3 separate regions of the Homo sapiens genome follow, and all the other regions are linked to region 2. The links are chromatin loops, found by intact Hi-C in ENCODE. Cell type or tissue: Calu3. All regions are shown on one strand.

The links. Hi-C counts contacts between places; a loop is a spot of excess contacts. Peaks named below come from ENCODE experiments on the same cell type or tissue, not always from the same donor. Only the 100,000 strongest peaks of a DNase experiment are listed, where the experiment ranks them.
Region 1: it touches region 2 in a loop (7-fold over the local background); 10 of 110 quality-filtered maps call a loop at or near these places.
Region 3: a loop joins it to region 2, with 8 times the contacts of the local background. A loop is called at or near these places in 15 of 110 quality-filtered maps.

What each region holds. Positions count from the first base shown.
Region 1 is chr15:45,710,492-45,718,491 of GRCh38, forward strand. The region is part of intron 1 of LOC105370802 (a long non-coding RNA gene); the gene reads left to right. It overlaps LOC124900365 (small nucleolar RNA SNORD71), which reads left to right and starts at 324; the gene lies at 324-382. RefSeq lists an enhancer at 4,420-4,714. In Calu3, a CTCF peak has its summit at 4,240; a DNase peak (open chromatin) is centred at 4,210.
Region 2 is chr15:46,276,303-46,284,302 of GRCh38, forward strand. No RefSeq gene overlaps it. Among named protein-coding and RNA genes, the nearest start is that of SQOR, 650 kb to the left of the region's middle. In Calu3, no CTCF peak of the experiment used is centred here; a DNase peak (open chromatin) is centred at 4,639.
Region 3 is chr15:45,792,510-45,800,509 of GRCh38, forward strand. All of the region lies in intron 1 of LOC105370802 (a long non-coding RNA gene), which reads left to right. Among named protein-coding and RNA genes, the nearest start is that of SQOR, 160 kb to the left of the region's middle. In Calu3, a CTCF peak has its summit at 3,139 (motif pointing right); a DNase peak (open chromatin) is centred at 3,152.

The DNA of each region.
Region 1 (8,000 bases), 570 kb before region 2:
TAATCTACTGTTCATATGCCAATTTTATCAGTTGGTCTAATGATGTTTTTTTCCAGCATTTTTCCCTCCAGCACAGAATCCCCTGTAGGGTCAGGCTGCATTTAGTTGTCCTGTTTCTTCAGCTTTCCTTCATCTGGAACATTTCCACAGCCTTTCTTTGTCTTTTATAACCTTGACATTATTGAGGGACACTTCCCTTCCCCCTGTTGTTTTAATAGGACGTTCCTCATGTTACATCTGTCTGGTGTTCCCTTGCAAGCAAGGTTGTGTGTTCTTGGCCGCCATGGGTCCTGTTGTGCAGGGCCACCATTCCTAATAAGGCAAGAGTGCTGGTGGCTGATGAGCCCAGGGCTGCTCTTGCTCACTTTGCTGACAGCACTCGACGGGGAGTCAGCAAAGCCAGAAGTGCAAATAAAGCCATAAGCTTCAGGAAATCTTGGGTGTCATTCCATGTAAACAATAGGACTGGACGAATGGAAAACTAGGCAGCTGGAAGCACTGTCAGAAATTCAAGCCAGTAAAACCAGGCAGAGCAATGTCATTCCACGATTACAGCCAGCTGCATATTTCAGTGCTAAAATGTTTGATTTCTGAACAATGACACTCACTAGTTATAAAATAGATGGGATTGGTTTATGCATATTTTATCTCTGAAGTTGCTACTGTCATATCCATTTTACAAGTAAGGAAACTGAGGCTTGGGGGGCAACTACAGTAATGCCACATGGCAAGCATTGGCGCTAAAGCTAGAATCCAAGTTTTGGTCTAAATGCCCTATGCTATCTCCATGAAAGCAGTGCTTTGCATGAGAAGTCCTCAAGTTTTAGTTTGAGGGAGGTGGGCTGTAAATCAATGTGAAGCCATTGATAAACACTGATTATCTACAAATGTTACTAACTTCCTGGCCTTTTTTCTTTTCTTTGCTTTTCTTTTTCTTTTTTTCTTTTTTTTTTGAGAAAGAGTTTTGCTCTTGTTGCCCAGGCTGGAGTGCAATGGTGTGATCTCAGCTCACCGCAACCTCTGCCTCCCGGGTTCAAGCGATTCTCCTGCCTTAGCCTCCTGAGTAGCTGGGATTACAGGCATGCGCCACTACGCCCGGCTAATTTTGTATTTTTAGTAGAGACGGGGTTTCTCCATGTTGGTCAGGCTGGTCTTGAACTCCTGACCTCAAGTGATCCACCTGCCTCGGCTTCCCAAAGTGCTGAGATTACAGGCGTGAGCCACCATGCCTGGCCCCTGCTTTTTTCTTTAATCTTCGCTCTTGACAAATCATAGTGAAATGTCTTGGGTTCATTGTCTTGGGAAGTCTGAGGTCTAGGGCCCCCTTTTGATGGAGGTGGAAGGCATTTACATGGTGAGAGGGCCAGTGGATACCATCTCAGGTCTCTCTTGCTCTTCTTACAGAGCCACTAGTCCTACTGAATTAGGGCCTCATCCTTATGATCTCATTTAAGTTTAGTTACCGCCTAAAAACCTATGTCTAGATATAATCCCACTGGGAATTATATTTTCAACACATAAACTTCTGGGGACACATTCAAACCATAGCATGACTTTTGATTTTGAAGGCTGACCTGGGTCTGTCCGATGTGTCCTCATGGCCAGACTCAAGCCGTGCACTCCTGGAAGACTTCCAGAAAATTATGCTGTGCTCTTCCTGATGCAGAATGTAGATTCTTCCCTTGGTGTTACCTTGACCACTTTGTCAAGTTGGTTTCTGTCATATTTCTCCTCCAAAAAGCCACTGTTTTTTCCATTGTGATTAATGAGTATTTTGTAGGGAGATATTCTGGCATTGTACCAATATCCTGTTCCTCACTGAACCTTTACCCACCATCCTTAGCAATTATTGACATCTTCCTCTATCATGGTTGCCACATCATAGAATAAGATCTATAATCTCCCATTTCTGTCATCCTATCTACTTTTATTAGTTGGCATTCACTGTAAGGAAGGGCTTTCCCTTCTCACCCACTTGTTTATTTATATCTTTAAGGCCTCATAGATTCTCATTTTATCCAATGGATTGTAAATCATCACTATCATTATTTATTTCAAAGGTCAAATTTTCCAAATTTGGCCAGTGAAACTCCCTTCAGGCTGGCTCCCAAGTCCTTTTGACACGTCTGTATCAATCTTTGAATACTTCTTTACTTTCTGAAACAAGATATTCCAAACCCACCTTATACTTCGTACTTATTTATTTAATTATTTATACGCTAAGGTCTCATTGATTCCCATTTTATTGAATGGCTGTAACCCATCACTATCATTATCTATTTTAAAGTAACTGCTATTTTACCTCTAGTCTCATTTCCCTAAAATTCATCCAATATTTGCACCAGATTAATCTTCTAAAAGCATAGCTACTGTCCTTATTTTTTGACCATGCTGGCATCTTTGAAGAAGCAGGAAAAAACCCAAGCTTCTCATCCAGCATTCAAGACGCTCCCCACTCTGTCCCCATTTGCCCTGGCCATCAAGTTTCCCAAGACTCTCTGATGTGTTTCTCCGTGGATGTTATGAGCACCTCCTCATCCTCTCATCCTCCCTCCCTCCCTCCCTTCTTTTTTCTCTCCTCCCTCCCTCCCTCCCTCCCCTCCCTCCCTCCCTCCCTTCCTTCCTTCCTTTTCCTTTCTTCCTCCCTCCCTTCCTTTTCCTTCCCTCCTTCCTTCCTTTTCCTTCCTTCCTTCCTTCCCTCCTTCCTTCCTTTTCCTTCCTTCCTTCCTTTTCCTTCCTCCCTCCCTTCCTTCCTTTTCCTTCCTCCCTCCCTCCCTTCCTCCCTCCCTTCCTTCCTTCCCTCCTTCCTTCTTTCCTTCCTTTTCCTTCCTTCCTTCCTTCTTTCCTCCCTCCCTCCCTCCATCCCTCCATCCCTCCCTTCCTCCCTTCCTCCTTTCCTCCTTTCCATACTTATCTAGAAGCTGCAATGTGTCAGGCACTGAACTAGGCACTGAGGACAGAGCAGTGAATGAAATGAAGTTCTTGCTGTCATGGAGCTTGTCCTGGAAAGAGACAGTAATCACACAAATACATATGCATCAGGTAATAGTAAATGTTGTGAGAAAGAATAAAGCAGAGTAAGGGGATAGAGTGAATGGTGCGTGATTGAGGGTGTGTCTATCTCTCTTTCTACCTGTGTGTGTGGATGCACAAGCGATATTTTACACAGGGCACATCTAGAACTTCCCTACCTTCACACCTCCTTCGCTCATATCATTCCTTCTATTTGGCATTTTCTTCCTTGTTGATACTTGAGCTTGAACTTCAAGAAATAAGGTTTTCCAGTCCTCATGACGTCTTCTCTGATTGCCCCAGACCCAGTGATCCTTCTCTGAACAACAACAAAAAGCAAGTAGAAAACATGGGTCTGTATATACAGCATGTTATATTGAAGTGATAAAGTTATACTGCGAAGCATTATAATTTATATATATAATAAATTATATATATTATAATTATATATAATATATATATCTATTCCTCTTTCTATCTTATCTCTGTAGCACATAGTAGATGCTTGATCAGTTTGAATTAAAACATAAATAAAAGGACCCGTGAAGATGAGAGAGATGGGAAATATGGCGGACTTTTAGAAGTTAGTGAAAAGATTGTGACTTTTTCTAGAACCTTTGGCTATGATCTCACGCCACTGCAGCATCTGCAAGTTTGAGGATTCTAGAGCTAGGGTTTTATTTTCTAATTTCATAGATGGCAGATGACTGAATGACAGTTTCACATCATATTTTCATGTCAACTGCTCTTGATGGTTATTTCTGATTGATTTGACACCCTGGTGAATTCCTGCAGCAGATCTTTTTTGAAGTTTATTTTTTATTTTATATTTTAAGTTCCTAGGGTACATATACAGGCTGTACAGGTTTGTTACATAGGTAAACATGTGCCATGATGATTTTCCCTGCAGCAGATCTTGGAAAAAAAGAATTGCCATGTTAGAATTCAATGATGTTAGCCTGAAACAAGCAAGAAAGCAGACAGGCATATAACCAATCAACGCAGCCTCCTCCCTGCTATCGCACGTTCTTTTCTTTTTTTTTTTTTCATCCCCAAATAAACATAATACCTGTGACGTTTAAAGTCTAGGTCAGATACTGTCTGCCTGATGTAGCAATTCTCTCAGGCTGTATCTGCGATACCAGTGCGGCCGGTGAAGAGGGCGATGGTGAATTGCACCAATAATGCTGTAGGTGGCGCTGTGTACTTGATGCATGTGGCCAGCGTGTCTCGAAGATTTCTTTGGAGAACGGATGGCGTCTGGCATCGTTTTAGTTAAACGTGATCTGTCGGTTTAGTTTCTGTGGAGCAAGTCTGAGAAACAGATTAGCCAATTTCTGACCCTAAATGGAAGGTCAGACGTTCTGTGCTCAAATGTAGCATTCGCCGTACCCTGCATGATATCTCGGGCTGGGCATTGGAATGATGCTCATAGGCTGTGAAAATGACCCTAAGGTGTTTCTTCCGAGACTTTGCCGGGGCGTCTTGTCTGGGTTTTGTACTTGGAAGCAGAAACTACATTAGAGTCACATTCTAGGCCTCTGGAGGTTAGGGGGAGGTTGAGTTGAACATGACTCATCAGCTATCTTTAAGCAGCAAGGCCGTTTGGTGCTTTAACTGATGTAGCTCAATTTTTCAATCCAATATTGCCCTTTAAAGTGGGCCCCTGGTTGAATGAAGTCTTTATTGCCCTCATCCCATTCCCAAGTTTTTGGAGCTCTTTCTTTGTTAAAAACCTTTATGACCATTCAGGAAAATTGGCCTAGCGGCTCTGATTGTGTACTGCAGATCACCTAATAGGAGAAAATTGGGTGCTGACTATATCATTTGTCAGCCAAACTGCAGGATCTCGAATTCCTTAATTAAACTTGCAGGTTTCAGGTTTTAAAAAATGAATTCGTGTCTTCGTGTCTTATTTTTACAGATTTTGAACATGTAGAATTGAGAGAATTGAAGAGCACCTAAGAACTATGGACTAGATGACCTCCTAGTATATTACAATGCTAATTCCCTAAACACATTTACTAAAGGCATATCTGACTTCAGGTGTCTCTTATATATTCTTATATTTAAGAAAATATTCTCATGTATTTATATTGAAGGGAATGAGAGGATGCTTCCTATCACATTTCTCTGTGAAGTTATTAAAGATGAATTTGAATATTTTTACTTTTTTGTGTTGTTTTTAGATGACTTCCTCCTTTTACTTGTGACCAGTAGATGGCTCTATGGCTTTCCTTGAGTTAACAGGAGTTAGTTTGGTGCCTCTCAAAGTAGAAGGTTAGTTCAGTTTTGCCCTGGCCTGAGGGGAAATCTTGAGCTGTTTTTTCCAATCCCACAGGAGAGGAGGATGGCTGATGAAGGTTCTTTCCCTCCACCTAGAAAGATTTAAAGAGTACTGACCTGTCTTCGTCTGTTTTCTGTTGCTGTAACAGAGTACCATGAACCAGGTACCACCACCCTCCTACACCATCCCTACTCTCTGCCTCTGGATCTCTGAGAACCTTACGTTATGAGTGAATGTGTGTGGAGGGGGATTGTCCACTGGAGTCGTCAGATAATGACTAAGTCTGGGGGCTCACGTGGGCATCAGTCCTGTGGATGGTCACTGGGCAGTGTGCTGGCTACTGTTGATCAAAGGTCCTGCCCAGATGCCAGAGGGAAGGATGACTATTGTGACTCCTCAGCTCTGGCCATGTAGAACACTAATGGAGTCTGGAGTATCTGACTATCTGTAGCACTGACTCAGTTCTGTTTGTCTCCCTGGTGCTGGGGGTGACTGCTTAGAGGAGGTGGGGCGTGGGGGTGTATCTCTGGATGCTGTCTGTGTTTCTGTCCACATGGTCTCTCCAAATAAAGGCCCTTTGTGAATTGCCCTCATCACTTTTCTTTCATTGCTGTCATTCTAGGAGTGGGAACAACTGTGCCCAATCACATATATTCTTAAATCTTTTCACCATATTCTTGTGAGGTAAAAATTGCTAGTGCTCACTCATACCTGGTTCTCCTTTCCTCCCTGGCACAAGTGAAGTTGAAACTTACCAGCCCATCTTGTAGTTAGGTGGAGCCATGTGACCTGTTCTAGCCAATACAATTTGAATGGGAATAGTATTTCATATTTCCAGGCTGTTAGGGACTGAATTGTCTCACCCCATCCCCTCAACCCCATTGAAGCCCTAACTTCAATGGGATTGTATTTGGAGACAGTCTTTAAACAAGTAATTAAGGTTATAATGGTGAGGCCCTAATCCAATTGACTGGTGTCCTTATAAGAAAAGAAAGAAACAGTAGGGATCTGCACACTTCATGTGAGCATGCAGAGAGTAGGTGGCCATCGGCAAGCCACGGAGAGAAGCCTCCGGAGAAACCAAATCTCTCACACCTTGATCTCGGACTTCCAGCCTCCAGAGCTGTGAGAAATAAATTTCTGTTGTTTGAGCCACCCAGTCTACAGCATTTTATTATGGCAGCCCTAGCTGACTGATATACAGGCTGAGGAATTTAACAGTGAGTGTGAGTTCTCCATTCTCTCTTCCTCTCTTTATTGACCTTCAGGGGATCTGTATTCCAGATGATGTTGCTAAAAGCTAGAATGGGGAGGCCCAACCCAAATAACTTTTCTTGTGCCAATCCACTGATATTTCTGGTTCAGTTTTGCCGTAGTATAGCCCAGCATTCATCAGGCAGACCAACTCAACCTGTACCTCGCCTTTGAAAACAAAAGCTAAGCATGTGACCATTTGGCTCTGCAATTCCATGGGATGAATCCTCCTTCAGGCAATGGATGCCTCCTGTTTGGATGCATGAATGGGGTTGACTCACAACATAATTGAGAATATCAGGGTAAAAGAGTTGGTTAATTGATCGCAATATTATAGTGCTACAATTACATAGGGCCCCAAGCAATCTAAGCGGTTTCCTCTTAGTGTTCAAACAGCCCTCCAGATCTCAGAGACCTGATGAGATGCTTGAGGTGAAGGTCAAAGGCAAGGTGGGCCTCTGGCATTTCTCTCTTTAATAAGAACAAATCTACTTTTGTCTGTGTATGGTTTTGTGTGAGATTTAATTTAAACGAAGAGTTCTGTTGCTAAAGAAAATTTAAAAATCACTCTGGTGTTTCCATATTAAAAGAAATACAGATTTTATGAGTATATGAAGTTCTTGGAGCTTGAAGTTTAGTTTGATTCAGCCAGAGCTCTGTATTGATGGCTTCAAGATCATAAGCCTCAGTTCAGCTCAGTTCCTTGATCTAGTTGATCTGAAAAACTCTCTGACTCAAGGAAATAGATTTGCACAAAGTGCAAGAGTCATTGTAGGTCTTCATGTGTTAATGTTTTAAAAAGGTATTTATGAAAGACACCAATGGCATACGGTGATACAGCAGTAATAGTAAAACCATATCCTGAAAAGACACCTATGTGTTTCAAATGCTGCTACTCCCCATTCTGTGCAGACATGTCTAGATGATCACAGAATTTATTCCTGCAGAGCCCAGATATAGCCCTACAATTCTTCTCAGTACTCTGTTCTATGCAGCCCCTTCCCACTAATTCATGTTAACACATGAAATGAGACCCCATTTATCATCTTTATGCATAATTAATAATGATTTGGGGTTTGTTCATCTATGTCTTTGAATGCTGGGTTATAGAGCTGTGGTTGAGTTGGTCACTGAGTGATCAGTACTTCTTGAAGCCCATAATGCACATGATGACCATATGTTTAAAACTTAAATTAGGGATGTATTCTATCTTAAGATCCTAATGAGATTAATGTTTGAAATGAGAATGTATCAATCAGGACCCTGGCTTTATTTAGCTTTTTAGGTGGCTCCAGTTCTTTCTCAAGACCTCTCTCTTGATTTTAGCTACAATTTTTGTTTGTTTGTTTTGAGACAGGGTCTTGCTCTGTTGCCCAGGCTGGAGTTCAGTGGTGAGATCCATCTCAAAAAAAAAAAAAAAAAAAAAAAAAATATATATATATATATA
Region 2 (8,000 bases):
GTGCTCACTCAAAGATTTAATAAGGTTTAAGTAAAATAATATTAAGTCATTCTGGAAACTATGAGGTGCTGTGAAGTTTAGATGTTGTTATCATTGGTAGCACAATTCCCACCAGATTCATAGTATCCACTGTTTTACTTCAACACTTAAAATATGTTATCACTACTTGCCTGTGAATAGCCACTGCGCTCAAACCTGGGCAACACAGCAGGACCCTGTCTCTTAAAACATGGGTTATCATTGTATAATCCTATGTAGTCAATACACTCATATTTGATTTAAGTAGGGACGTGAATAAGAGTGATCTGATCTGAATAAAATGTCCTGCAGTATAAAATGTGGATGTTCATTCCAAACATATGTGATAAGAACCACAAGACATCCAAGGATAATTTTAAACTTTCTGGGTATGGTCTCTGAATAGGCTAAAACCCACTCCAGTCTGACTAAAATATTCTGATTTCCATCATCTCTTTATGAAATTGATTTCAAGACCAAGGCTGTAAATACCTGGCTATTGTCTTTGAACTGCCAAATGTCCTTGGATGCCATTCAATGATATCTATCCTATCATTGTCAACTTAGATGTATTTTCTTCCTCTTCCTTTTCTCTTCTTCCTCCTTAAAAAATGTAGAATTTGTTTAGGCATCTCAAGGAGTTGAAGGCTTTTATAGAGGGTGCTAAAGAAGACATGCAAAAATAGAGAGATGCTGAAGATTGTTCCTCATCCTTTGGGTCCTCCCTTGGTCTCTTTCCTTTTTTTTTTTTTCTCACTTTATTCATCTTCTTCCTTTATTCTTTTTTTTCTTTCCACAAATATTTACTGAGCTTTTACCAGGGGACCAGTATTTTGCTAAGTGCTGAGTATACAATGGTAAGCAAGATATATACATCTTTTTCCTCTTCATGTCAGAATTTAGTGGGGTTTGACAGATATTAAATGAAAAGTATTTATTCATGACAAGGTAATAAGTGCTATGCAGAAAAAATACAGGATTTTTTGAGGTAGAATAACATGTCCCTTATTTATATTAGGGGATGAGGAAGGCTAGATTTGAGTCCTTAGATTGCTAACATTCCTTTGATGTGTACGTAATTTCCAACGTTTTAACATAAATGCCAATCCATGCTCATCTTTCCTTTGATAACTAAACATCATGAGTGGGATAGCTAGCCCTGGCTTTTCAATTCAGATTGGAAAATGGAAAGAAAGCAAAAAGTCTATCATTTCTTAATCCAGTTGTCTTGGTTGTCTTAGCCAAAGCTAATAAACAATTTGGCAATTCAGTTAGTTTATTGGACAAAGATATGGAAAGAGCTAATCTTATCAACTGTACACATTTTATTTTAACCTGTTTCTATTTCAGTCTCATTTTGAGTTTTCACAGGTGACTGTGTGCAGAACTGGAACATAAGCTCAAGATTAAAAAGGAAAGAAAAAAATGGGAAGATAAAAAGAAAAAAAAGATAGGAAACCAGCCTGACACATGACAAAGCCTCAGAGTATCTGAGTTTACCACATTTAATGTGTTATGTCTGTCTAAACTGACCCTCCAATTCACGTGGCTGCTTCATAATTTGGCTTTTTTTTTTCTCTGAAAGCAGAGAGGTGAGCATTCTCTCAGGCCTTTCCAAGTCTCATTTGTTTGAAAGCTAATTTGTTACCTTGAGAATTCTCCTCATCAGTGTCCCCATCCATCGCCCACACTGAGAGCTTGTGGCCCTTGGTCACAATAATGTATTCATAGCAGCTGTAGTCAAATAATTTATTCATGGACTGAAATCACTAATCCCAGTTTGGGGTGGAGAAGTGTTTACTTGGTCACTCACACTCTGTTAAGCTGAGGCATTGAAGGGAGAGTCGCTCACAGCTGTCCTTCCCAATACAACTTTTGGAGCCGTGCATTGTAAGCCATTTTATCAAAGAGCCACTGGTAGCAGTCTGTGAGGACATATTGGGAATCAGCTAATGGACAGAAAGTACCTGCTCCGACACATTAATTCCCTTCCCTGTCAGCCTGCATCATTGTAGAGCGTACATGATGGGAAGCAAGGTCCCGTCACACCACAGCACCTGCTGCTTCTCCATCTGCCAGGCACAATAGCTCCTTTGATTGCCCATTTTTCAGCCTAATGGCTTATTTCTTTTCTCTTTGTAAAGTTTTTACATTTTTTATTGTGATTTTAATAGTCATTTAAAAAATGTCCTCATCCCTGTTGGGCACACCAAGGATGTTGATAAAAGAATAACATAAATAATATTCTAAACCATGCCCAAATTGAGATCACTCCAAGAGCTGCATTTCACTGTTTAGTCTGATAAAGTTGTCATGGCGATAATGTCCCCTGAGAATAAAAATGCCATGTGCATGGTCGATGAAAGGAAATCGCTCAGATGGCACACAAACTGGTAAATATTGAGCCTACGGATGATTATGCTGGCCATATTTTTTTTTTGTTTTGCTTTTGTTTTCTGTCCAGCTTTTTTCTTTTTTTTAGGTATGCTATGCTCAGTTATTGGCAAAAGAGTCTGATAATTCACGTCTCTCTCACTCTCTCTTTAGTTGAAGATTTATATTGTTAAAATCCCTTGGAATAAATATTGGCAGAGCTCCCAAACTGGCCTTTGGATTCTGTCTAAAGCTGCTGATTTGGCTGGATTAGTCAAAGCAGCAGATCATTATTACCTATTGAACATCTGTCAAAAATGGCACTAACAATTATCAGATGCATTTTCTATCATGAATATTTGGATTTGAGTGACTTGAGAAGAACTTTCTACAAATCCAGGTCGATAGTACTATATATTTTTACTCAAGACAATAAAAATGATAACCCTCTTAATGTGAGGATAAAATGATAGGCCTGCTCTATTTGGGTAATTTAAATGAAGATAGGTTGAAGTTACAACTTATTGAAGGGTAAGAGCCAACCCATCTTTTTTAGTCTCAGGCAAATGGAGAGGCAAATGGGTTATTTAGGGAAGGAAATGTGAGCCCTGGTGTTAAATGGAATATGGATTTTTTTCTCTGTAGAGAGTGTGATAAATTATCTGTAGAAGGGAATGTCTTGTGATCTATATGTTTATGTGTGACACTCTATTGATGAAGTGAAACAGCGGGATGCTGGAATACACGGTAGGAACATCTCACAGGCTATGGAAATGGGAAGAAAAATAGCATACAAATGTCTGTGAGAGAAATATGAAAAAACACTTTTGAAAATACTTATTTGTGTAGATATGTGTTACGGACCAAAACGTTCTGATCTATTAACCATGCACCAGAGAATTAATCCTGTCACTATGAACCTATCTAAGCCGTGTGGTCATAAAGTCCAGTAAGATGCCAGACACTGTCAGTCAGGGCTTAGAAGTAAGCTGGAATATAGCACCCATACCTGTGGACAAAACAACAACAATCGACACCTCAAAGTCTCTCTAAAGCTTCCGACCTTGAAATCAAAGAATTTCTGAAAAAAGATGTTAAAATGGCCAAAGAGATGGGAGAACCTAGTGCAACCAAAGGGATAATTGTTCATTTTGTAAATATTTACTCTTTAGCGGCTGAGTTTTTAGACACTAGACTAGATGCTGTAAGAAGAGGCAGAAAGGAATACAACTTTACCTTAACCCGAAAGAGGTTTACGCTTAAACAGAGAAAAGCCTTATATATACCTAAAGAACCCATGGGATTAAATGAAGGAGCTGGAAACAGAAATGCTGTTTGTGTTGAGCTAACTCCAAGTTTCTTAGAGTAGAGCAGTCAGTGATAATGACCTGTCACATAGGTTTTGCCAATCTAAGCTGCATCTGCCCTGGGCTAGAGGTGGCAAGGTATGGTTGAGCGAAAACTTGAACAGTGTGAAGAGTCAAAGGCTGAGAAGGGATGTGATAAAAATTTATAAAAAGTGGAGTGAGTGAGCACAAACATTTTTCTCAAATGGAGAAATGGGGAAGTGCTAGAAATAGGAAGGTTTCCTTTGAGCAATACATTAACACCCCCTCAAATAAAATAAAAGAAGGAAAGGAGGGAATGAGGGAAGGGGAGGGAGGGAGGGAGGAGAAAAATTTTGCTTTCCATTTTTCCAGTCTTATGGAACTAGTTACTCCAAGTTGGTATGAGTTGGTTATGTTGTAAGTCTGAAAATTATAAAAGTGTCTGCATAAATTCATGGATGGTGGATGGCAGGTCCACATGCATTATTGAGACAATATAAGGTACAGAGGGGTAGGATACTCTAGTGCAAAAAGCACTGGTTTGAGAGTCAGAAAATTTAGGATTGAATCTGCCTTCATCAGCAACTGTTTTGTCTGACTTTGAGCAAGTTACTTTACCTTAGTTTTCTCATCTGCAGAAAAGGAGATGACCTGTCTATTTTACAGGATGATTAAAGGGGGCAATGGACGTAAAAGACTTAATAAACTTCTCATTAGCAAACACACATGCCTTGAGACTGAATATAGAAAGTTCGACATTATCTTCCCACCAAACTAGTCCTGTTACCTTGCCTTTTAAAGCCCACTCTTAAATTTATAAACAGTGCTTTTGGTGAAGAGTAGAGGGCATGCAAAATGGACATCAAGGTATTTCTCATACCTAACCATAGTGTAGTACTGCCCCCTGGCCCTCGTTTTGACTCCAAGCATCAGTGAAAATTAATGTCCTATGCAGTGACTTAGGTACAAGACCAGCAGAGGGAAGAGTACTCAGCCCCAGTCCTTTATATGCAGGAAGCAGGCAGGCTTTGTGTCTATAAGGAGACTTGGATAGATTGCAAGTCCATGCAAAGATTTCTCTTCTGGTTTTCGTTATTTTAAAAGGCAACTTACCTATGTAGAACAATTTGACAAGGTCATATATTATATCAAGATAAAATAATATTTTATAGTTCAGTTATCCTGAACTACAGACAAGAACTAAAATGATCTCTAATGGACAAAAATAGCTGTGTCCTTACTGTAGAGCTGTGATGGAGAGCTGCTGGCTTGACAGCTCCAGGTGGTTTCAGATGCATGACAGCTAATGACTTCTCAGCTCCACCCCTTTCAGGTGACGGAGCAGTAAAAGGCAGTGACTGAGATGCTTCTGACTAGGGTCATCCAGGAATAGCAGCTGCATTTATGCCATTAATTATTTAAAAGAGAATGGTAAAAGACTCTGCCCCTCATAGCTACTCTTATTTGTTCTTTGACAAATGGAAAAGAGAGGAATTTATTTTTTCCCCTAAGGATCTGTGCATTCCCTTGGTGTGCAGCTGTATATGAAGGTGGTATTAAATAGGTCCGAGTACAATACCCTTGAGAACCATTGGCTTTTCCCCAAATAGGTTATTCTATAACCAAATGTTCCATTTGATCATTGAATTAAAATGTTTATCTGGTTGCCTAAAGAGATTTTATAGAAATTCATTGATTTGTCTTGCTTCAGATGATAGACACTTAGAGTTTGGTTAGCTGGCTACCACCAAAGTCCAGTGTCTGGTGAAAGATCAGTAGTTTAAGCTATGGTCAAGCAAGTACCTTCAGTCTGCTTAGCTGTAAGTGAACTCCAAATTGAGCTAGCTAGATTTCTGGACAGTATTTACAGTATTTTTGTTTCAGAAATTTGACAACAATTAAGGGATTAAAGAGATGTGATAAATTTGTTCTTCCATGGGACTTCAAGCCAATTCCTGCTATCAATTAGGCAAAAGAGCCAACTGCTCAGGGCTTACTCTAATGGGGGAAGCTACTGTTTTCTCTTTCTCCTTTTCTTTTCTTTCTTTTCTTTCTTTCTTCTTTTTTTTCTTTTTCTTTTTTTTTTTTGCCTAGGAGGGGTAGTTAGTTCAGTGAGTAGGTATGTTTTGTGGGAATCTGAATGAGGGACTACATCCTCATCCTGAAATCAAATCCTTATTCTCCTACATTTTTTTTTCTGTAGCATCGTTTTTGGGGATGTTCTCCTGCAGTCCTCACTCCCTAGATGAGTTAAAGATATGCCCCCTATACTTGTCTTCAGTGTAAACAGTTTGCAACTGATTCGTAAAGGTTAGCCTGGAGTTGAACTACATCATAGAGAAAACCTCAGAATTTCAAAACTTCTGATAAGTGTAGAAATACCATGCTAAAGCATGAAAGATGGGTGCTCATAGGTTAGCTAGGCTGAGAATTGTGAATAGATGAATGGCATTGAATGCTTAGAACTTGAGAGCCAAAATTAAGTACAAAAAGTACATTAAAAAACAGGTTCGAGCAAATATTGGTAATTTTAATACAAAGCACCAAAAGATAAAGGCCAAAAATGGAAGTTTCAAGAAGGGAAAATCTAGTGGAGTCTGGGTTGGTCTAAAAACTTACAGAGAAGGTGAAGTTTGTGCCAATCCTGGAAGGACAGAAGTGTGGAGAGGAGCCAGTAAGAAAAGCACGGCACAGCCCTTGGGGTGGTGGAGAGGTTCTGTGCATGTATTTGGAATCAGTGAATAAGCCAAGCTGTTTTCAGGGTTAGGAAGCATTAAGGAACATAGCATGATTTCAGGCAGGTGGGTAGGGAGAACAACCTGGTTACTCGGGGTAGAATTCATTAATGATGGGGAAGGAGGAATGGAGGCAGGAGGTATTACAAAAGATGAACTGTCAGACTTGCCAAGATAAGTGGTTGGTTGTGGGCCGCAAGGAGCAGGAACTTTCAAGAACAACATTTCATGGGATGCTAGTGGAGTTATTTACCCTTCAGTTATGGAGCAGGAGCATGTAGCATCCTTGATCCTCAGAAGGGCTACTCAGAGGTGCTACTAATAAATTTGCTATTCTTCTAAACATTTTATGGTGGCTAGAAAATAAATGCTTTTTTAAAAAACATCAGATTTAGTGACATCATGTAATATAACTATAGAATGAACTAAAACAATATTTTACTTTGTCATCATAAAATTAATGTATTATATGAAATTTGTAAAACAGGAAAAATAGATCAAGGGAAAATTCCCATTTGGCCTTACCCCTTAATTGATTTTTTTCTTTTGGGCATTTTGGCAAATTTCTTCAGTCTTTCCTCTTTGTCTATTTGGGTTATGTAATTGTATTTCTATTGTATATACAATTTTCTATACAGGCTTTAACCCTTTTCCTGTTTAGAAAAAAAAAATAAGTGCAGCTCACTGCCAGAGCTCATTTATTTTTACATAAACACACTCTTTGAGGCTGTAGCAAATCTGACTGATTTTCAATGTGAAAAGACAAAAACTGTAATGGGAGTTATTTCTAAACAGAACTAGCATCATAATTGTCTGAATCATCAGAATCATCTATTTCGGAAAAATCAGATTCATCAAATGAATCTTTGGCCAACAACTGTTCGAGAACAATGTTAACATCACGTGTAAGAATGCGACGTTTTCTAAGATTTGACATTTTCAGTGATTGAAAATTATATTTTGTAAGTGTAAATACCACTACTAAAAACAAAATGCTCTAAATAGAATGATGTCTTTTGTTTTCAAAGTTGATATACTAGAATAATGCAAAAATAATCATAAAAGTGAGATATTTTGTGGCAAAGTTATCTTGGGGTAAATGCTGCAGCTGCAAGTATCACTGGCAAGTGTTCTCAGGGCAAACAGGAAAAGGGTTAAACTATACTTACTTTAATTAAGTATTAAATACTCATAATATTCATGGTCTTTTGAAGGTTTTAAAGGATAGTAATAACTCAAAGAATATGTACCTACCATCCTGACTAGGAGATACTGTAGGATCTCACCCTCCTCCGGCCCTCTACCCTCAAGTAGGCCCTAGTATCTATTCCCTTTTTGGTGTCCATATGTACTCAATGTTTAGTTCCCACTTATAAGGGTGAACATGCAGTGTTAGGTTTTGTGTTGCTGGATTCGTTCACTTAGGACAGTGGCCTTCACATGTCCTTTCCATCCATGTTGCTGCAAACGACATGATCTCATTATGTTTTATAGCTGTGTAGTATTCCATGGTGTATATGTACCATATTTTCTTTATCTAGTCTAT
Region 3 (8,000 bases), 480 kb before region 2:
GGGAAACCACAGGCACTGAATATAGGTAGGAGAGTGGGGTGTTGAGATGTGATCCTAGATAGGTAGCTGGGAGCTGGATCATTGGCATTTTTATGGGTTTGGATCTTATCTGAGGCCAGTAGAGATCCACAGAATTTTTTAAGACCGAGAGGTGCTATTATTAGATTTATTTTAGAAAGGCCAGTGTGGAGAATTGTTTGGCCGAGACTAAGACTGAAAGGAGAGGCCAATTAAGAGACTTTGCAGTAATGCCGGTGAAAAAGGGTGGAGGCTTAACTGAGGTGGGACAGTGGACTGGAGAGGAGGGGAGTGATTCTAGGGAATTTAGGAGGTAGAATCCACAGGACTTGGTGACTATTTGGATGTAGGTGTGGGTGAAAAGAGATTTTAAGATTGTTACTACATTTCTCATTTGGTTGACTTGGTGCATGGGTGGTACCACTTACTTAAAAAGGAAAGACAGAAGAATAATATGACTGTGTGTGTGTGTGTGTGTGTGTGTGGCACAATAATTTAAGTTTTGAACATGCTGAGTTTAGATGCCTGTGGATCATTTCAATGGAGAGTTCCTATGGGGAGGACTATTAAACTGGCACATAGTAAGAACTTATTATGTTTGTGGAATGAAAATAATAGAGTTCTGGGATGCAGGTATAGACTGTAAGTCATCACTGCACCATGTTACATTTATGATCATATAGATGGTAATTGCTCTTATGAGAGTTGCTGAAGTCCCCAGCAAGAGTACATAGCCAAGAGATGAAGATTAAAGGCATGGAGTCAGAGGTAGGAGAAACTTCAGGAGAGGGAAAGGACTTGGAAGCCAGTGTGGGAGAAGATGTCTGAGGAAGCACTGCTGGTGGAGAAAAGTCAATTGAAGGAAAAATTGGAAAGTGCCCACTTGGTTTACCAATTAGGAGGAGATTGGCCAGAGAGGTTTTGTTTCTATGCTAACACTCATGGCGCTTTCACCATAAACCAGGCAGGTGTGATGCACCACACATACAATGGCACAAATACACCTCAGTTAGGTTTAAGTGCAGTGGTGGAAGCTGAATCAGGATGGCATTGAGTTGCTGAAAGAGCAGTTGGTGAGGAAATGGAGACACAAATAGACCTCATACTCTGTTGGGTATTTTGTCTGTGTGGGGAGGAAAGAGATTTGGTGAAAATCAGAGGAGATGTTGTCTTGAGGAAGTTTTTTTCCCTTCCCTTCCCTCCCCTCCCCTCCCTCCTTCCCTCCTTCTGTCCTTCCTCTCTTTTTCTTTTTTTCCCTTTCACATTTGAGAACTGTGAGACTCCTGAATGAAAAAATTCTAGAGATGGAGAAGCATGAGAGATGATGATGATGGAGTCAAGTCTCTAAGGCTGGAAGCTCAGGTGAAAGGATTAGTCCTGGATAAAAGGAGGAACATGTCACAGGGACAGTGATGTGTTTAGGAGTGGGGGCAAAGAGATGGAGATGGGGGAGGAGGAAATGAAAGGAGCTCAGTTCTCAAGTCCTCATTTTCCCCTCTGTGCAGAAGGAGGGAGGGGGTGAGACAAGAAACTTAGAAAGGCAGATAAAGTTTAAGAAATTGCTGATGTGAGGAATGAGAAAGGGACATCCAGAAGGACTGCCGAGCACCACAGAAAGTTGAAGGCTTTTGAGTTTTTGTTTCCCCACCCCCAAAAGTGTATACGTGATTCTGTCTAACTGTTCCCATGTGGAAATGGACAAGTGGCCAGGAGCACCAGGTCAAGCTGCAGATTCATTGGGTGTGTGATAGACTCTTCAAAGTCTACTCCTAGGTAAAACACCCAAAGATGAGTCAAGAAAAGTAGCAAGGCATCATGCCAATTCACAGTCTAAGACTTTGCTCACATAATACAGTGTATTTCACTCTTTGTTGGAGATCCATAAAACCCAGCTACTAGGTCATTGCACTCAAACAGCCAGATGGTAGAATTTAGCATAGATGGTTTGAAAAACCAACAAATGAATGGGTGAAAGTGTGAGTGTGAGGTGACTCTTAACTGGGCAGGAAGAATGAAAGACCAAGTGGTGAAAGGTGTGAAATGTGGCATTAATAATTACTTAATATAGATATTAACTTTCTTTGTGGAGGCACTGAGGCTTTTTTCCCCAACCCCCAAGATTCTAGTTTTATAATAAAGAGAATCCAGCAAGAGGAATAATACAGTTAGGCAATTCTGTAGACCCAAAGATGTAGCTGTTGAGCAAGAAACTTCTCAAGCCTTCAGAGTGATGGGGTAGGAATTCAAGAAGGAGTGAGAAAGGCCAGGGGACTCTGGTTTTGATGCTGCTCTGAGCCAGGTTTTCTGTTTATTACACGGTTTAATGTAAGTGTAAGTGAGCTGCCATAGAATTTTAGAGCTGGAAGAGGTACATGTGCATTTGCATGCCAAGCAGGGTTTGAGCCAAAGTCCAAAGACAGCTGTATTTGCATTTCATCTCATACGGGGCCGACAGCTGGTCTCTTGTGAAGCTATCTGTCAATTATTAGTGGAATCTTCTGTGATCCTGCCTGACCCACCAAGTCCCATGGCTTGCCTGCTCTCTGAACTTATGCCTATTATTCTGTCCTGCTTCAGATGTAGAAAAGTCTACTTTTTGCAGAATTTAAGATGAACATATGTGTAGCTGCAATGCCTCCTCTTGTCTCCCTCACCTGAATGTGAGTTGCTATCTCAGATAAAGGACGAAAGTAGGACTTGGGTATAATAATCTCTCCAATGGTATGGGTAGGGGCGTGAGGAAGTAGCAGCTGCTGTTAAGGACCCAAGGGCTCATAACTGTCTCTACTGGCTTTTATATCCTCCTGCACTCCTCATCAGAGAATTGGGCTGATGATGTCATTTCTCATATAAATGCCAAGAAATTGACACTTGCATTTGAGTGCCTCGTAAAATGGCTTCCATCAATTATCCCTGCTTAATAGCATTACAATGTTAATAACAAATAATTCTCACTAAAGACTTGGGATTTTTAATACAGTTAAGTGTTGGCCTGTGGCCATGGTTCCCTTCCCTCCAACCTCCAACCCAAATCTTGTTAATTCTCACAAGCTAGTCTGAGCTAGAACAATGAAGTGAAAGGCTTGTGGGGAAAGCACAGTGAACTAGTATTTGAGTGGTGTTGCAGTAGATGGCGCTATTTCCTCTGAATCCAAGCCCGTTTATTGTGCTGTAATCAAGAATGTGTCACATTCCAGGTAGCAACAGAAGCAAGAGATGAAATGAGGACCTGCCTTCTAATCCATCAAAAGCCAGATTTCACCTCAAGTTCCATCATATGGATATTTGAGTTTCGGGCAATGATTAGCTGTGTGTGTAGATTTAAAAAATCTAGCAAGCATTTATGAACATAATGTCCATCTTCAATTTTGGCCAAGGTAAAAGTTCAGCTCCTCATTTCTTGAAGGATTCTAGACAGTCAGAGATGTAATTTTATTGTTGTTTTTTAAATACAAAACTTATTTTTTTGTTTTTATTTTTTTAAAATCAGTTTCCTCAGGTTGAATCATGAGGATAAAATTTATTTTTACATGTCTGAAACCTAAGCTACGATCTAGGCTGCATAGGACTTCTTGTTGCCTTTCACAGGCCTGGATGCCAACTTCACAAACTCAGCCATGCACTTTTTAGAGATTGTATTTTACTGAGCTTAAGCAAGGATACATATAACCCTGTTTATAAGATAATTCACTACTTACAAACTGTTGCCTAATACTTGATTTGAATCCTCCCCTCTTTTTTCCCCACAGCTACATCACTGATTTAGTCTTTAGCTCTGACAGGGAGTCTGAGTTAGGGATGATGTCAGTCTAGTAGCAAATGAATCGGTTAGGAATCCACAATTTTGACAGATTCAGTATTATTAAAAGATCTATCTTTTGTGCCATTATACTCCATGTTCACTATAAAAGAATTAGAAAATATAGTAAGCAAAAGGAAAATAAACCCAAAGATCAAAATGGTTGCACTTTGGTATACTTATTTTTAGTCTCTCCTCTCTCTCTCTCTTGCTCTCTTTCCCCTCCCTGTTTCTCTCTTTCCTCTCCCTTCTCCTATCCACTTATATAACACGTGTGTGTGTGTGCGTGTGCCTATCAATAAAGGCTGTCAAAGTCCTTGCAGGAAGCAGATGGCACACTGCCTATTTACAATGCCTAGGGACTATCTATAAAGGTGGACAGAGTTATGGAAAACTGGTAAGTACCGTACAGCTATAGTAGGGAGCTGTTCAGGTAAAGGGGTCTTCACCTACAGGCCCTGAACCCAGAAAGCTAATGGATGGATTGCATCTTTCCTGGCCCTTTGACTTTCAGTACAGTTTCATCTATGAGAGGCACCTGCAGAAGCTCCCAGGGTGTGAGGAGAGTGAGGTGGAGGTGTTATTCTCCAGGCTCCCTCCGGCTAGTTTACCAGGGCTTGGATGCGTCCCTCCACTGAGGGCACAGCTATGCTTCTGGACAACCTTCATACAGTTTCTCTGAGTTCTGGTGGCCTCTCCCTCCCCTTGCCTCTTCGAATCCTTGCTCTCAGTGGTCCCTCCGTCCCTTGTTGTTTTCCCTTTGCCTTGCTCTCACCTTTTAAAATAGTTGCTTTAGGCCAGGTATGGTGGCTCACGCGTGTAATCCCAGCACTTTGGGAGGTGGAGGCAGGAGGATCTCTTGTGGCCAGAAGTTCAAGACCAACTTGGGCAACATAGGGAGACCCTCATCTGTACAAAAAGTAAAAAAAAGCCAGGCACAGTGCCTCACGCCTGTAATCCCAGCATTTTGGGAGGCTGAGGTGGGTGGATCACGTGAGGTTAGGAGTTCAAGACCAGCCTGACCAAAATGGTGAAAGCTTTCCACTAAAAATACAAAAATTATCTGGGCATGGTGGCGCACCTGTAATCCCAGCTACTCGGGAGCAGAGGCACGAGAATAGCTTGAACCCAGGAGGTGGAAGTTGCAGTCAGCTGAGATCGTGCTACTGCCCTCCAGCCTGGACAACAGAGCGAGACTCTAAAAACAACAAAAACAAAAACAAAAAACAAAAAACAGTACCTGTAGTTCCAGCTACTTGGGAGGCTGAGGTGAGAGAATTCTTTGAGCCCAGGAGCTCAAGGTTACAGTGAGCTAGGACTGCGCCACTGCACTCCAGCCTGAGCAACAGAGCGAGACTGTGTCAAAAACAACAACAAAAAAAGTCACCTTATTAAAAAACCTTTCTCAATTACCTGGTTTGAGTGTGCTTTCTGCCTAAACTCTGATTGATACTCCTGTCTTTCATCAAGTCTCATAAATTCTCAGACATTTTATTCTGATTGTTGCTTTTACCTCATACTCTAATTTCTCTCCTGGAATTTAAATGAGATGTATTTTAAAACTTCTCAACTCTCTTAACCTCTCTCTCTTATTTTCTTTTGTGTTAAATTTATGTAAGTATCTCTCATATCTTCTATATCTTTATCTCTTATTGCTGCATTTTGAATGATTTTTTTTTACATCTGTGTTCTCAGCCATTTTTACTCTTTAACCTGTTCGTTGAGTTTTACATCATTTTCATTTCTAGAAGTTCTCTCCTTCTTTTTTTTTTTTTTTTTTTGAGATGGAATCCTGCTCTGTCGCCCAGGCTGGAGTGCAGTGGCATGGTCTCAGCTCACTGCAACCTCCGCCTCCAGAGTTCAGGAGATTCTCCTGCCTCAGCCTCCCCAGTAGCTGGGACTATAGGCGCCTGCCACCACACTTGGCTACTTTTTGTATTTTTAGTAGAGGCGGGATTTTGCCATGTTGGCCAGGCTGGTCTCGAACTCCTGACCTCAAGTAATCTGCTTGCCTCAGCCTCCATAAATGCTGGAATTACAGGTGTGAGCCACCGTGTCTGGCCTAGAAGTTATCTCATTTTTTTTTTTTTTTTTTTTTTTTTTTTTTTTTTGGCACAGTGCCTGTCCTTTCCTTATGGTTTCAAATCTTTTTAGTTGAAACCACAATTATTTAACAATCTCTTTTAGGTTGTTATGTTATCGATCATACAAATCTTTCCTTTTGCAATGACTGCTGACCCTTCCTTATGGTAACTCTTTTTCTACTACGTTTTGTAATTTTTTATTGTCAGCTTATTTTCAGTCAGAATTTATTTATTTGTGTGTGTGTCTGTATGTCTTAGAATGTTCTGTATCCTTTAGGTATTAGAAGTCTTATTTCTAAACAGTTTTGTGTTTGCTTTTGCTAGAAGCTCCAGGGTTTCACTTATATGGGGCCCATTTTTACATTAATTTATTGGCTGGAAGTTCCTGTACCATGTGGGTTTTATAAATTCAGAGCCCATGTACATGTGTGGAACAGGCCTGGGCCTGCTATTTCTAATGGAGGACTGTTTCCCCATAAAGACAAACTTCTTTGTTCCTTCTCTGAGCTAATCAGGGAGTCTATCTAGTCCACTTTACTGAGGGACAGCCCTTCAGGAATCCTGGCTTTATCTGAGGGTTTCACTTCCTACTCCCTTCCTTGTGCATTCTGAAACTAAGTTGCTTGCACCCTCATGGATATTAAACTCCAGCCCTTGCTCACAAGCTTATCAGTTTGGATTTATGTTCCTTCTTAATTTCTGCCTATTGGGAATGTTTCTGTTTTCTGAGCCCAATTAGGAATTTATTTCTTATAATTTTTTATCCAGCAAATCTATGAACTTTTATTGAGGTGAGATTCCATGCTCACTCACCAAATTATGTTTACATAGAGTGCTGTAACTTGCTTTTCTACTTAATCACATTTTAACATGGAAGGATATCTACTATATATAGTTATCTTCTTTAAGCACTAGTTGATAGAAAGGGTATGAAATAGAGGTTATAAGGGCTGTCTTTATGCTCAGATTTCCTGGGTTCTAGTACTGTCTTCACTGTTCACTAGTTCTTGACCTTGGGCAGGTTACTTGACCTATTCATGCCTCTCATTCCTTACCTGGCAAGTAAAGATAATAATATACCCACTTTGCAGCTTTCCTGAGGCTACAGTAACAAATTGTCACCTACTTCATGGCTGAAGACAACGGAAATGTATTCTCACAGTTCTGGAGGCCAGAAGTCTAAAATCAAGGTGTGGGCAGAGCCACACTTCCTCAGAAGGTTCTAAGGGGAGAATCTGTTCCTCGTCTCTTCCATCTTGTAGTGGCTGTAGGTATTTCTTGGCTTGTGGCTGCATTACCCTAATCTCTGACTCCATTTTCACTTCTCTTTCTCTTCTGTGTGTCTGTATGAAACTGCTTCTGTCTCTATTCCTGAGTAAATCATGATTGATGCTAGGCTCTGGGGAGCAACTCTTACCCTGTGCCGTTAGTGTGTCTCAAGCAGGCATTAACCCTTGGCTGTGGACAACATCAATACATTTACTCATCTGTTTAGTTCTATAATGCATTTAAAATAGTTTCAGAATTGTTTTGCCAATACCTGTATAAGTAATAAATGTATTAAAAAGAGTTCAGGATTTGTTTGTTGCTCTCTCTAACCTCAATCTTGTCTATGACTAGGGGTATACAGTCAAAAATACTACGTTCATAAATTACTTGGATTAGTTCTTTGTTTTGTTTTGTTTTTTCTCCTTCACTATGGTTATGGTATTCACTTGAAACACGATTGGTTCATTTGTTTTAGTTTGCTTTAGGTTTTAGGGTTTTATTTTCCTCTTCCCATCATTGTTGATTTCATTTTGCTTTTTTTTTGTTGTTGGTTTTTGAGACAGAGTCTTCCTCTGTCGCCCAGGCTGGAGTGCAGTGGTGTGATCTCGGCTCACTGCAACCTCCGCCTTCTGGGCTCAAGCAATTCTCCTGCCTCAGCCTCCTGAGTAGCTGGGATTACAGGTGTGCGCCACCATGCCCAGCTAATTTTTTTGCATTTTTAGTAAAGACGGGGTTTCACCATGTTGGCCAGGCTGGTCTTGAGCTCCTGACCTCAAGTGATCCGCCCGCCTTGGCCTCCCAAAGTGCTGAGATTACAGGTGTGAGCCACT